Regions from separate parts of the Homo sapiens genome. Here region 1 is linked to region 2. The links are chromatin contacts, found by Hi-C in ENCODE. All regions are on one chromosome and are shown on one strand. The core of a region is the stretch at or near the end of the contact, and the rest is flanking DNA. Distances in the headings are between cores, read along the strand shown.

Region 1 (4,930 bases), core at 1,400-3,899, 2.5 Mb before region 2:
GTTGGTCGGGCTGGTCTCGAACTCCCGACCTCAGGTGATCCGCCTGCCTCGGCCTCCCAAAGTGCTGGGATTACAGGTGTGAGCCACCATGCCTGGCCTGCAGCTTTGTAGTTAAGTTTTGAAATTGGAATGTGTCAGTCCTCCAACTTCATTCTTCTTTTTCAAGATCTGTGTGTGTGTGCTCATGTGGCTATTCTGGGTCCTTATATTTCCCTGGATTGTATGAATTTTAGGATCAGCTTGCAAAATTCTGCAAAAAAGTCATTTGGGATCTTGACACGGATTGTGTTGCGTCTGGAGGTCCATTTGAGAAGTACTGCCATCTTCCCAATATGAAGTCTTTCAACCCTTTAACATGGGATGTCTTTCCATTTATTTAGGTCTTTAAGTTCTTTCAGCAATGTTGTATGGTCTTCAGCATACAAGTCTTGCACTTATTACATTTATTTCTAAGTATTTTATTCTTCTTGATAATATTATGAATGGAATTAATTTCATTTTTGAAATGTTCATTGCTAGTGTATAGAAATACTATTGATTTCTGTATGTTGACCTGTTGTCCTGAATCCTTGATGTACTCATTTATTAGTTCTAACAGTGTTGTAGTAAATTCTTTAGGGTTTTCTATATATAACAATTTTGTGTATAGAAATTCTACATGTTTTAAACACATTCATCTTTATGGCTGTTGGAAATTTAAAAAATTCTATTTAAATGTATGTACTTTTTAAATGTAAAGAAGTAGAGTAGATGACCAATAAAAGATTTCCTTTCTTTTTTTGGTGGGGGCCAGGGGGTACAGGGTCTGGCTCTATTGCCCAGGCTGGGGTGCAGTGGCACAATCTCAGTCACTGCTGCCTCTGCCTCCCCAGCTCAGGTGATCTTCCTGCCTCAGCCTCTGGAGTAACTGGGACTACAGATGTGTACCACCATGCCCAGCTAATTTTTGTGTTTTTTTGTAGGGACGGGTTTCGTCATGTTGCCCAGGCTGGTCTCGAACTCCTGGGCTCAAGCGATTCTCTTGCCTCGGCCTCTGGAGTAGCTGGGACTACAGGCATAAGCCACCAAGCCTGGCCAATATTTGCAAGACTAAAGAAATATTGACATACAATTTCACAATATGGAACGGAAATATGAGTTCAAGAAGAAAAGAAATGATGTAAAATTTCCTTCTGTTAAAAGCTTGTTCATGTAGTTTTAAAAATTGATGATTTTAGATATTAAATTGGTATTTAGATTCCACTGGCTACATTTAAAAGTTATATAACTTTTATTTTAAAATGTTAATTTATAATAAAACAGAAGTTGCTTCTTTTGTAACTATTTAAGTCAGATGAGAAATTGTGATGGTCAATCCAAAAACGTGGAAGTGAGAATACAGTCATAGTCTTTGGGGACTCCTTTGGGGGTATAAGAGCAAAATCATTTTGAAACCACTGTATTAATATATTCCTAATAGGTTTTGCTTTTTGGGATGACTGACTGCTACCTTTCTGAGATTTGAGGGAGTCACTTAACTGGTCCTAAGGCCAGGCGCGGTGACTCACGCCTGTAATCCCAGCACTTTGGGAAACTGAGGCAGGTGGATCGCTTGAGGTCAGGAATTCGAGACCAGCCTGGCTAACTTGAGGTCAAGCTTTCAAGACCAGCTTGGCCAATATGGTGAAACCCCGTCTCTACTAAAAATACAAAAATTAGACGGGAGTGGTGGTGCACAGCTGTAATTCCAGCTTCTCTGGAGGCTGAGGCATGAGAGTCGCTTGAACCTGGGAAGCAGAGGTTGCAGTGAGCCGAGATCATGCCACTGCACTCCAGCCTGGGCAACATAGTAAGACTCTGTCTCAAAACAAAACAAAAACACAACAACAACAAAACTGGTTCTAAATGCTCCGGGCAAGTACATACTGCTTTTTCTTTTTTCTGTTTTTTTTTCCCTAAGGCAGCCCTATTGAAGAGTCTGTCATCTACAATATTTTACTAATTTAAAAACACTTGTCAAGAAGGGTAAAGTATGTTCATCTTGATTTTACTCTTTGTATCCCGGAATCAGGAACTAACAGTTTTATGATAGTGATATAGACTTTACACACACACCAAGACTTAAAACACGTGGTGCAGGCGGGCTTTTGGAAATTAACTGTGCTCTGGATACAGAAGTCACAAAGCTCAGGCTGCAGAGACATTGAGGGGATAATCAGCCTTTATTGTCTCTCGTGCACTGTGCCCAGCGCTCCCTCTAGCGGCTACAAGCGCTCACTGCCCACACTCTCTACTAGGCTCTCCGGAGGCCTCGGTTTCGCTGGAGAGAAAGAGATTGCGCAGGCGCCGAGCAGCCGACGTGGCCGCAGGGGACCGTGCCTGGGGGGGTCTGCGCGGGGCCGCTGACTCGCGAGGTTCTCTGTCGCCTGCCGCCCTCGCTCCTTTTCTCCCCTTCTAGAGTGTTACGGTGACTCTTGGGTCCGAAGGGGACGGACGTCCTCCCACGTACCATTTAGAAGGTCAGAGTGGGCAGAACCTAGTCTGAGCAGGCCGGTGATGAATCCGCTGGCAAGACGCGCGCGTGGGTACTCACGTGACCTAGGCTGCGGCGGCGGCGTGCTGCGGGCTCTGTGGCGGGAGCGAGGCCGACGGGCGGGGCCGCGCGGCCGCGTGACGCGAAGCGTTCGAGAGCGCGCGTCGTGGAACGTCTTGGTTGCCACGGCAAGCGCGCGCGCGAGGCCTTGGGAACCTCGGGACCGGCCCCCGGCGAGCGCAGCGGCGCCCAGTGTAAGGGAGTGGGAGCTGGTCCGTGCCGCGGCGGCCGCGCAGGGAGCTCTCGAGGCAACGCCGGGGCGCCCGAGGTCTGGAAGGCGCAGGTGGGGCGCGGGGGAGTTCACCCCTGCGCGGTCCCTTGGGTGGGCGGGGTGGGCGCCCCAGGCCCCGCGGACTCGGCTGGGAGGCTGAGCGGGCGACGGTCACGGGACAAGGGTGGAGGGGGTGGGGACCTCATCCGAGTCTCAGAGATGGAATTTTCGAGGAAGGGAGCGATTTCGAGAGAGAATAGTTTGAGAAGTTGTTCTCAGTCCCTTCTCTCGCGGGAGTGTGGTATTTAGGGAAGCTTCGGCCTCTTAACCCATGGACTGTTAGGATGGAGGGAATCCTTCCCGCTCGATTCCTATCGCGGAGTCCTTTCGGAGCATCGCTATTGATCATTCTCGCCGCCCCAACCCCGTTGTTTACTTTGGCTTCGCAGATCTCTGTGGTCTTTTGCCCTCCCGCAGCGCCCATGGCCCCGTCAAGGTTGGGCAGCCTTTCTCTGCAAGAAGGCCCACGAACAACTGCGGTTATATTGGGATGGATTGCGCGTGATTTTACTCTTTACAATACATTCTTTCATGCTTCCTAGGGATTGAGCTGCGCGGCGGATCCCTCCGACTTAATTCTGGGCCTGAGAAAAGTTTCTCTTGGAATGCGCAGTTTCGTGACGCAGCATTATTGCGTGACTCTAGGGCTGACCCAGTTTTTCACTTTCTAATTGTAAGGAAGTGCGCTAGTAGTCCACCGAGGATCCTCGAGGTTGGCCTTATTGTATCATAATTTAACGAATTTGCGTTCCAGGTTGTTACAGCCTTTGAAATAATGGCCTCATATTTAAGAATGTAGCAATTTTTCTTTGAAATTTCCGAAAGTGGGGAAAAAAGTAATAGAAGACTGCACCTATATGGAATTATTTTCTGATTCGCAGTTCTTTATAATCGTAGACTTAATTTGGTGGCTTTATTGGACCTGTTTGAAACAGGAAGCCTTTCTGTAATGTGGTTTCGGGTCGGCTTCACCTCTGGCACTCTCTGAAACGTCGTTGTCTATGGTTTCCCTAAGAAGCTAGAATGAGCGGGATGCTACGGAGGGAGGTGTATACAGGTGTTAGACAAAGCCCCCTCCGCTTTTTTGGTAAAGGGCCAAATAGGCATTAGATCAACTTGTGCTAGCTCTAAGGAGTTAAATGCGGTATTATTAAAGACTGCTTGTAATGTTGACTGTTAAGTGAGAGTGTTACTTCTTTCAGTGTTTATGGAATCGAACTAAATTGCTAGGTATTTTAATGCAGAATTTTACCTTTTCTCGGGTATTTTTTAAGACATACACAGACATACATGTAGTTATGTTGAAATAAATGTGTTTTATTAGAACGTTAAAAAATTAGAATTTAGGTGAACTACTGGTATCGGAACAGATTTTGGTTTGTTGTTGAAGACTGTACACTGGTGTAGGTACTGTTTAATACATCAGATTGTCATTTCAAAGACTTTGTCTTCTTAACTTTGAAAATTAAATAATGTGAAATAATGTGATAATGGTTTTTATCTTTTCAGGACACTTGATTGACACTTAATTGTGCTTAGGAATAGAATAGGCTTTTTTTTAAGTCACCATCCTCCAATCCTTATTTCTGTAAAATGTATTTTCTGAGACCGCTGAGGATATAGCAAATCCCAGTCACAAAATAAAAATGTGATATTTTAATATAAACCTTTTTCTTTCTGTGTTGAGATTCCCCAGAGATTAGACTGAAATTGACCATTAGACTTATATATAACCTCTAGATACCCAGGCTCTTCTCTCGTGTATCCTTTTTTTCTCTTTAAGATGGAGATGTAGCAAGGAAGGTTATTAAGCAATCCTGTGGAATTAGCCCTCCCACTCCACCCCTACACACAGGCACACTCTTCTTTCTCAGTAGCCATCTTGTTCCCTCCATTGACACATTATTAGGAAATCTTTCATCACACCGTATGTAAAATAAGCTTAGAAATAAACGTATACCCAAGGTAAATATTGCTTCTAGCTATATTCCTTCATTATGCCTCGCTTCTACTTTCAAATGCTACCTATTGAAGATTTAAGCCACATGACTTTCTACGACGGGACACTCTGGGTTTTCTTCACCCCT
Region 2 (4,940 bases), core at 1,315-3,814:
GTAACTCTGAGATTCAGGCCTTTCTTACTTCGGACTATTAGAAACAGTCCCTGTGATAACAATTCAGTGCATTTGGTTTCTTTGGGAGGTTACTTGTGAGATAAAGGAAAACTTCATAGGAGAGTGGGGATGCGAAACAGGGAAAGGAAGGCAGCCAGTAAGAGTGTGTTGTCAAGTTGAATGGCTCTAGGTATCTGTGTTTGATCCTGCTAGGGAAACTCTTAAAGCCAACATAAACACCCACCAGAGTGTTAACCCACCCAAAGGGTGGGGAAGCTGCCGTATGATTATCTCTGATGAGTTCTTTCTTGAAGCCTGCTTAGAAAAGTGGATGGGGGAAAAGAAAGAGCATTAATTCCAGGCATTTCAAATCTACTATGGGTGTCACAGAGAGAAAAGCCCTCAGGCAAAGTACAGATGTACAAAGTTAGAAGTCAGAAGTCAGTCTGTGTGCACTTAAAAGCAAGAGGACTGGGTAGGGCACTAACAGTATCTGCTGATGATGAGTTTTGCAAAAGCTTTTCGGGTGTTTCTGATGATCAGTCTGGTTTGGGAACCAGTGCTATGAAGGCTATAAAGATGAGTGGGTGACAGACCTTAGCCTCGGGAGCATAAAGTCTTGTAAGGTGAAGTTCTGTAAATAACCATTATTGAAAAAATGGAATACGTATCTTAAGAGAAGCGCTTATTGCAATGAATTTTAATACTTTGTAAACTCATCCATCTCTGTCACTAAAAAGTCCCAAGGAAAAGAACTATTCAATCTAATATACTGCCTGGAAAATGGCAAGTGTCCCACAGACACTTACTGCCTTGTTTTTTCAACTTCAATCTAATCAAAAATAAGGGTTATGCTTTAAATGTTTCATAGTTTGATTAAGCTGCAAATAAAAGAGTAAACAGGTGAACATTTCTTAAAAGCAAATTTAACACATAAGACCATTATATTAAATTCATGTCCAAAATATACATTCCAAATTCTGTACAACAAAATGTGGCCACAGAAAATAAAATGTATTCTATCACTAGGAAAACTGAAGACAAAGCTATTGACGGAAAATGTAATTTGTCTATAAATGATGGATACTGCAGTAATCAATTTATTTTAAATTAGTATACATGCAGTATCAATAAAGAGACCAAAAAAAAACCTTCAATGTCACAACACTATCAACTAGTCTAATGATTTTTACGTGTACAATCTTTTCTTATTATTTCTTATTTTTAAGACGCACTTAATTAAATAGTATCTGTAAATCTAAGAAAGGTCGGAAGGGAAAACCAGGGTATTGGGCAAAAACGTTTCCATCAGCATCATATATTAATTTGAGTTCCTTAAAAGGAGTGGATAAATGTCTTCCACAGACACTTTATTCTCCTAAAGATCCTTCTTTACTCTCTACTCCCTGGAAGATTCAGTTCGTTCTCACAAAATATTGCCATTGGGCACTTTTATCAACTACAACAGACAAAGAGGCATCAGGATAGAGGGGAGAGGATCTTTCACAAAGCTCTAATCTCAGCCACGCACGGTGGCCCACGCCTGTAATCCCAGCACTTTGGGAGGCCGAGGCAGGCGGATCACCTGAGGTCAGGAGTTCGAGACCAGCCTGGCCAACGTGGTGAAACCCCGTCTCTACTGAAAAATACAAAAATTAGCTGTGCGTGGTGGCGGGCGCCTGTAATCCCAGCTACTCGGGAGGCTGAGGCAGGAGAATCGCTTGAACCCGTGAGGCGGAGGTTGCAGTGAGCCGAGACCGCGCCATTGCATTCCAGCCTGGGCGACAACAGCTAAACTCCGTCTCAAAAAAAAAAAAAAAAAAAAAAAAAACTAATCTCAGGAACGTCCTAATACAATTTATTTGAGAATTAGAAACGATCTTTGGAGTAAATACATATTTACAACACTTTACTTGTAAATGACAATGACATCGAGAAATCTTAAGCCAGCTAGAAAGTAAATCACATGGTGTCATCTCCGCTCAAAATGCTCCAACGGCTTCTCGTCTTATTCTGAGACTGACTGGGTCTGCACTCCAACTCCATCCCAACACATACACCCATCTCCGATTACCCTTCCCGCTGGTTCACCACTATCGGCTACGCCGGCCTCCTGAGGTTCTTAGAACATGCCGTGCACATCCCTGCCCGGGAATTTTGCACTTGCTGTCCCCTCTTACCTGTTCCACTCTTTGCTCGGATTTCTGTATTTATGACTTTTCAATTTCCTTCAAGTCTCGGCTCAGATGCCACTTCTCAGTGGAGCTTTTCTTGTTTAAAAATACAAGCCAGCCTCCCACACCTCTTCCCCCTTCCCTGTGTTATTTTTCTCCATAGCACTTATCACCTTCCAATGCGGGCGGGAGAAGCACTGCTCCTCAGGGGGGCGCGAAACCCCGAGCCGGGGGGCCTCCCCTCTCCCACGCTCCCGGCCCCCGCAGACTCACCAGGTTCCGCAGCTGGGCCGCCTGCTCCTTGTGATAGTCCAGCCGTCCCAAGGAGCAGGGCCGATACTTGTCCACCCAGAGGCTCATGGCAGCTCGAGTTCCCGGGGGCCTACGCTTGAAAATCCCGCGCGAGCGCGCGTCCTCCCCACAACGCAGAGACAAGTTTTCCCGCGAGCTCCAAATCTCGTGACGTCACTACCGGTCGCGGCCGCGTAAATGATTTTGGACGGAAAGGCTACGGGGGCCGTGTGCAGACAAAATCAGCTGCCGCGTCGATGCCCTCTAGTTCTGAAGTTCACTGCTTTATTTATTTTCTCTTTGTTCGCACCGTCTATTATATTCTAGAAATTATCAAGCGGAATTGAAAATGTGGTTCTGACCCTTTTGGCGTCACATCCAGATACCTCAGAGAAGACCGTTCCTTTCATTTATTCATTCTTTCATTCACTTAATTCATTCAACAAAAATTTACTAAATATCTGCTAGGTGTGGAACTCTGTCCTCGGCACTAGAATATATACATCTCAGGGTTTCACTCACTTGGCAGGTACCCAGTAAAGCTTCATTGGATGAATCGCTTGAAAATGTCTGATCTTCACTATCCTTTGTTACCTCTATTCCTCAATATTCTTATTGGATTAGAAACAAAAGAATCAAGAGCATGGAAAAACTACCCAAATGTGGTCTGTAGGGGAGAAGACACGAGGTTAATATGCATTCTAAGTCTAGAATATTTGAAAGCCCTCCAATTAAAATGTGTAGAAGCATCTGAACCCCTCAGAAAAATATTCTGCATATGAAGTTGATATGCAACTTTTGAAGTTCTCTTCAAATAGTGCCTCTCAAAATGCACTTTACTCATTGTACATAATATTAATTCCTTATTTAATTTATGCTTTTATTTTATGTATTATTAAGAACCCTAAGTCCTGCCATTTGATTGCAAGGTCTTACAGGCAGGAAATGATTTCCAAATATACTTAATAACCTTTCACCAAGGTGCCTCTTACTCATTTATTAATCAATAATTTATCATGTTCTTCTATGAATCGTCATATTACATGAATTACTCCTGCAGGTAAGGTATTATCCACACCACCAAGTATAAGATTTAATCCCTGTTCTCGAGAAACTTTCTATAATAAGCCTGGAAGGCTTCTGCCTCAGGGCCTTTGCAATTACTGTTTCCTCTTCCTGGACTATGTTTCTCCAGTCAGCAGAGTTGGGTCCCTCATTTCCTTCAGGATGTTGGCTCAAGTATTATCTCCTCACTGAGGCTTCCCTGACCACCCTATTTAATATTGCAAAAAAGCTTCATCTTCTTTATGCTTCTCTCCTTTGGAATTGAAATGGAGGAAGTGTTTGAAATGAGAAGGTAAAGGAAATCAGAAGCAGGGATACTGAATTGTGGTCTATGTGTATATCATAATCATAATGAATGATAATGGAAATAAGTACTGAGAGGAATAAAGAGAAGAACCAAGTGCTAGAATGATCAATAATTTGGCAAGAGTGACCACAGGCATGACAGACAACTTCAATAAGGAGCAGTGGTTGATGGTCTCTACCGTGAAGACATGTCTCTACCATTGAAGCACATGAAGACATGTGCTTCAATATTGTTGGGGGTTCTGAGGAAGGAGAAATAGTGTGGTGACCCAGGAAGTCCAGTTAAATTTGAATTTCAGAAGCTTTTTCATATGTCTATGGCAAAATTTATTACAAATGATTTTTTTTCTCATATAAGTATGTCCCTGGCAATATTTGAAATTGTAATAAATATTGCCAGGGACATACTTATATGAGAAAAAAAATCAGCCTTTATCTGAAATTCAAATGTAACCAGGGCCCTGTATTTATCTAGCAATTTTACTCCAGACTCTTGAATATATAGGATATGAGAAATTGCTACAGAGGAAGTAAAGTCCTCGGGGTTGGTAAACTACAGCTGCAATCACTTTAATGTTTAATGACTCTGGCCCTCAGGTATCTTAGCTCTTTTTTTTTTTCTTGAGATGGAGTCCCAGTCTGTCTCCCAGGCTGGAGTGCAGTGATGCGATCTCGGCTCACTGCAACCTCCACCTCCTGGGTTCAAGCGATCCTCCCACCTCAGCCTCCCATGTAGCTAGGGTTACAGTTGTGCACCACCACGCCCAGCTAATTTTTTGTATTTTTAGTAGAGACAGGGTTTTACCATGTTGACCAGGCTGGTCTCGAACTCCTGAGCTCAGGCAAGCCAGCTGCCTCGGCCTCCCAAAGTGCTGGGATTACAGTAGCGAGCCACCACGCCCGGCAATCATATAGTAATTGTAAGTTTAATTTTTTGAGTAACTGCCATACCGTTTTCCACAGTGGCTGCACCACTTTACATTCCCATGAGCAATGCAAAAAGATTCCAATTTCTCCACATCTTCACCAACCAACAACCTTTTTAAATTTTAGTCATTCTGGCAGGTTTACAGAGAAATCTCATTATGATTTTAATTTCCCTAA

What was found. A loop is a pair of places that touch in the nucleus more often than their neighbours do. Pooled maps may share reads with other maps.
Region 1: a loop to region 2 is called in a pooled map, with 16 times the contacts of the local background. The contact joins the promoter of SPART-AS1 here to the promoter of RFC3 in region 2. A Hi-C loop is called at or near these places in 7 of 50 pooled maps.

The regions. Positions count from the first base shown.
Region 1 is chr13:36,344,150-36,349,079 of GRCh38, reverse strand. It overlaps SPART-AS1 (SPART antisense RNA 1), which reads right to left and starts at 2,649. Exons shown (of 5, transcript NR_045181.1): 1 at 2,573-2,649. SPART (spartin) reads left to right here and starts at 2,686. Exons shown (of 9, transcript NM_015087.5): 1 at 2,686-2,855. RefSeq lists a silencer at 2,788-2,837.
Region 2 is chr13:33,815,773-33,820,712 of GRCh38, reverse strand. RFC3 (replication factor C subunit 3) reads right to left here and starts at 2,564. Exons shown (of 9, transcript NM_002915.4): 1 at 2,448-2,564. The coding sequence starts at 2,534.